2 separate regions of the Homo sapiens genome follow, and region 1 is linked to region 2. The links are chromatin loops, found by intact Hi-C in ENCODE. Cell type or tissue: heart right ventricle. All regions are shown on one strand.

Evidence for each region. A loop is a pair of places that touch in the nucleus more often than their neighbours do. Peaks named below come from ENCODE experiments on the same cell type or tissue, not always from the same donor. Only the 100,000 strongest peaks of a DNase experiment are listed, where the experiment ranks them.
Region 1: it touches region 2 in a loop (2.3-fold over the local background); 19 of 110 quality-filtered maps call a loop at or near these places.

The regions. Positions count from the first base shown.
Region 1 is chr15:89,076,554-89,079,053 of GRCh38, forward strand. The region is part of intron 3 of CARMAL (coronary artery disease region linked MFGE8 regulatory lncRNA); the gene reads left to right. It also overlaps a transcript of ABHD2 not described here. Among named protein-coding and RNA genes, the nearest start is that of ABHD2, 11 kb to the right of the region's middle. In heart right ventricle, no CTCF peak of the experiment used is centred here; no DNase peak of the experiment used is centred here.
Region 2 is chr15:89,164,108-89,166,607 of GRCh38, forward strand. All of the region lies in intron 5 of ABHD2 (abhydrolase domain containing 2, acylglycerol lipase), which reads left to right. Among named protein-coding and RNA genes, the nearest start is that of RLBP1, 56 kb to the right of the region's middle. In heart right ventricle, no CTCF peak of the experiment used is centred here; a DNase peak (open chromatin) is centred at 1,037; H3K27ac peaks cover 2,230 bases.

The DNA.
Region 1 (2,500 bases), 88 kb before region 2:
ACCCATTGCAGCCTCTACCTCCTGGGCTCAGGTGATCTTCCCACCTCAGCCTCCCAAGTAGCTGGGACTACAGGTGCATGCCACCATGTCCAGCTACTTTTTTGTATTTTTGTAGAGATGAGGTCTCACCATGTTGCCCAGGCCAGTCTCAAACTCCTGGGCTCAAGTGATCCACTTGCCCCAGCCTTCCAAAGTGCTAGGATTACAGGCATGATCCATAATACCCAGCTACGGTTTGTTTTCATTTGGATGCTAATAAGACCCATACATTCCATTTGGTTGATCTATCTCTTCAATTTCTTTTAAATTTATAATTTTATAAGGTCCCCTTCCACATTTTTCTTTGTGGAAGAGGAGAAAAGACCCTTGTTCTCTGGATCACTCTGTGGTTAAGGGGGTAGGTCCTCAAATCAGATGCCCTGGTTCTATTTTGCTTTCTTGTTTTTTAGTACTTTTTGTTTGTTACCTACACACAGAAAAGTACATGAATCATAAGTGAGCAGCTTGATGAATTTTCATAAGTGAACACACCTGTGTAACCACCACCCAGCTCAGGAACAGGGCATCACTGGCACCCAAGAACCCCCTCTCAGGCCCTTTCCCAGTCTCTACCACCTCACAAAGGTCAGGTGACTTTTTCACACCACAGCCATGTGTTACCTCTTTTTGAACTTTATATAAATAAAATCATAGCATACATTTCTTGGATGACTGGCTTCTTTCACTCACCTTTATGCTGGTGGCATGCTTATCGTAATGATTTGTTCATTCCCAATGCTGCATAGTATTCCATTGAATATGAATGTTCTACAATCTGTTTATCCATTCTAGTGTTGATGGACATTTGGACAGTTTACAATCTTAAGCTATTACGAATGGTGCTATTGTGAATGTTATTGTCCGTGTGTTTCTTTGGGTACATACTTAAGAATGAGAATTATGCATGCTCATGTTGCCAAGGTTTTAATTTTGGGTTTACTTAATATCACTTTTGTGACCTCAAGCACATTATTTTACCTCTCTGGCCTCAGTTTCTTAATCTGTAAAACAGGCATAATCATATTCACCCTGTGGAGTTATTGGGAGGATTAAATATTTAAAAAAATCTAAAACTCTTAGAATCGTGCTTGTCTCTTAGTAAGGGTTTTATAAATGTTAGCTGTCAACCCTTCCTCCCTTTGTGGTGGTAACTTCTCAAGCTCCTTCACTGTTTTTCTCCTCCTGCCAAGTTTCATTCTCCCAAGTTCAAGTTAACCTGGTCTGCTTTTCTTTCTCTCTGAAACTTGTCTATGCCTATGACTTCCATTATCTTGTACTGTGGACAGCTTTTGCAACGTGTTACCTAGAAACTATGACTCCAAATCCCCTTGTCTACAAAACTCAGCCTCTCCCCTGCTTACCAATGCTCCCTTTCTAGTAATGATGTCATATTTTCCCTTTCCCTTGAATATATGTGTCACCAAAATCTCAACAGATCTAAAGTAAATTTACCTTTCTCTCCCATATTAGAACCACCTTGGGATCATCTCTGACCCTTCTCTCTTTCTTGCACCCCATATTTAATCTGTGGGGAAGTCCTGAAGAATCTATGCTCACATCACTGTTATTCTTTTCTTTTTACTTCCACTGTCTAGTTCAGGCCCTTAACAACTTACATTGAAACTAATGCAATAACCTGTTATCTCTTCTACCTGGCTCCAACCTCTCCTATTTCTAATTTTCTCTGAACATTGCCTCCAGATTAATTGGACTAAAATATGGCTTCATAATAAATCATCATGATAGGGCATATAACTGTGAAAAGAAAATAAAGCCTTGGGACCCCAAACTCACTATGTCAAAGGGAAAAATTAAGCTTGGAAACTGAGTCACACAAAAACTGCCTTCCTTTTGCTCCTAAACAGATCGTTGCATTTGGATATTTGGACTGTTTACAACCTTAAGCTATTACAAATGGCGCTATTATGAACGTTATTGTCCATGTTTTTCTCTGGGTACTTAGTTAGGAATGAGTATGTGATAACGGAAGGCCATCTATCTCCCCAGGTGGCCTTCCTCACAATTGCTTACAAGGAAATTTTTTGTGGGTCCCAAATCTTTCAGAATACATATCCTCCTGATGAACTACCCCTAAAACACAGTTCTGTTGAATCTCACCCTGACAATGTAGGCTTTTTTTTTTTCTTTTTTTTTTTCTTGTGAGACAGAGTCTTGTCATCCAGGCTGGAGTGCAGTGGCACGATCTTGGCTCACTACAACCTCTGCCTCCCAGATTCAAGCAATTCTCCTGTCTCAGCCTCCTGAATAACTGGGACTCCAGGTGCCTGCCACCAAGCCTGGCTAATTTTTTGTACTTTTAATAGACATGGGCATTTCACCATGTTGCCCAGGCTCATCTCGAACTCCTGACCTCAAGTGATCCACCTGCCTCAGCCTCCCAAAGTGCTGGGATTACAGGCATGAGTCACTGTGCCTGGCCAACTATGTAGATTAACATCTT
Region 2 (2,500 bases):
CCAGCATCCTCCAGACAATGATGGGGCCAGCCTCTGCGATGGGAATACAGGTGTGGATTCGAGTCCCTGCCTTCAGGAAGATCCCAGTCTATGAGGAACTCTCACCATCTAGTTGGGGAAGGAGGGTGCACAGTCACAGTCGGTCTAAGCTTATTGGCTAGGTTTGTCCAAAAGGAATATTTACCAACAGCAACCTTTTCACAGACAGGGACCAGATCTGCATTTCTAATTTTTATATTATTGTGTGTTAATCTCCTCCATCTAGTGTATCACTTAGAGAGAGATGGTCAGGAAAGGCCTGCAGCGGGAGAGAACCTGTGCTTTATAGTCCAACAGCTGAAGGTTTGACTGCCTGGTCGAGAAAGCTGAGAAAGACTGTTAAGAAATTTGGCAATAAGTCCCAGCATGGTGGCTCACACCTGTAATCCCAGCACTTTGGGACGCCCAGGCTGGCAGATCACTTGAGCCCAGGAGTTTGAGACCAGCCTGATAGAACATGGTGAAACCTCATCTCTACTAAAAATGAAAAAAGCCAGGTGTGATGATACACACCTGTAATCTCAGCTACCTGGGAGGCAAAGGCAGGAGAATCGCTTGAGCCCAGGAGTGCAGTGAGCCAAGATTACGCCACTGCACTCCAGCCTAGACGACAGAGACTGACCCTGTCTTTAAAAAAAAAAAAATGGCAATAATATAAAAGTGCATGGCATAGAGTCCAGCAAATACCAGTAAACAATAACGATTATCATCTTCATTGGCCCTTCACTCTAACTTTGTGTTTTCTGTGAGCCACCTTAGAGGAGAAAAGGTAAACATTTACTTGAACTGTTAAATGACCTTACCTCTGCATCCAGTTCATACAGTTGACCTCATGTGAACTTTGGAATTTCTGCAAGGACGAGTTTAAGAACCTGCTCGTGTTGAGCATAAAATTCTTCCTTCTTTGAGCTCAGTCTGAGTTACAGCTCTGTGTACAGGGATGTCGGCTGTGGTGATTATTCTGCAGTATGCAATGCTTGCTTTCCAGCTGGACAACCTTCAGTATTGGCCTCTTGGCCAAATCTGTTTGGGCCACACGCCTCCAGCTCAAAGCCACTGGCTTCTATATACAGAGCCAGCCCTTAAAATCAGTACTGGAAAGAGTTTTTACTGTAGTACATGCTACATTTTAACCTTCTAAAAAATGTTTTTTTTTTTTAAAAAAATTCCTCACACTTAACTTTTGTATAGTTCATAAATTCTTTAAACTGGAAAATACTAAATATGTCTCTTTTGATAAAGACATTAGCTAACCTGAGTAAAAATAAATGTGAAGAACACCTACAAGAGTAAAGTTTACCAAACTGTCTTAAATTTCTTATTGTGCCAAGCGAGGTGGCATGCACTTGTAATCTCAGCTACTCAGGAGACTAAGGCAGGAGGATAGCTTGAGGGTAGGAGTTCAAGACCAGCTGGGCAACATAGCAAGTCCTTGTCTCTAAAAAAAAAAAATTTTTTTAACTAATAGGGTACTCTACTGGGTCAGGCCAGGTAAACAACCCTGTCATGTGGGTGAGGTCAATAACACTTGGAAATCAAGGAAGATGAAGAAGTCATGAAGATTTTCTTGAAGTGTATTTATTATAAAGAGCCTAATCTTTAATCGAGGCACTGCAGCAGTAGACATGTTGGCTTACTCTTTATTGACTTAATTGACCTTCTAAACTAAACAATGTTTGGAATGTGAGTGTTTTTGTCAGTGATTCTGTAGGGGCCCAGTGAATTCAGGCAGCATTCTGCTTCTTCTGTCTCTCTTTGGCCGAGTGCCTTATCCCAACAGTCCAGTATTCATGTTCAGAGCAAAGAAGAGGTAGATCAAATCCACTAGCCAAAGAATAAACTGAAAACCAGAATTTTCCAGCTTGTGCTTATTCTGGCCTCCATATCATACCTTCATATCTTGAAAGTTTTATCACCAGAAAATCAAGAGCCAAGTAACAAAGGATCTTATTAGTTTGATCTTGATTTAAAGAGAGAAAAAAATAGGATTAAAAACAATATCTTCTATGTCAAGTGAAAGGAATAAAAATAACCTGGCTCTGGCTCCCCAAAGGTAACGAGTCCCTTAGGATCATGAGCCTTCTAAGAACTTAGTACCCATCTCCCACCAAAACACCAAGCTGGGGCATTTGGCATTGAAAATGGCCTCGAATATTTAAATTGCTTTTTTCCTGTGAGTTTAAACAGGGAAGAAGTGGGCCCTTCCCTTATTTCTAAACTCTTGACTCTCGGGCATTAGACATCAAGCTGTGAGGAAGTACGTGAAATCACAGCATTGAATTCTCTTGCTGGGAGGAGGAAATCTTTAATGTCCAACTGGGTTTAATACAGGAACTTTTTTGTTTTTTAAACTATCTTTTGGATTAAGGCTGCAGTGAACCGTGATCATGCCACTGCACTCCAGCCTGGGTGACAGAGTGAGACCCTGTCTCAAAAACAAAACAAAAATTATCTCTTGGGC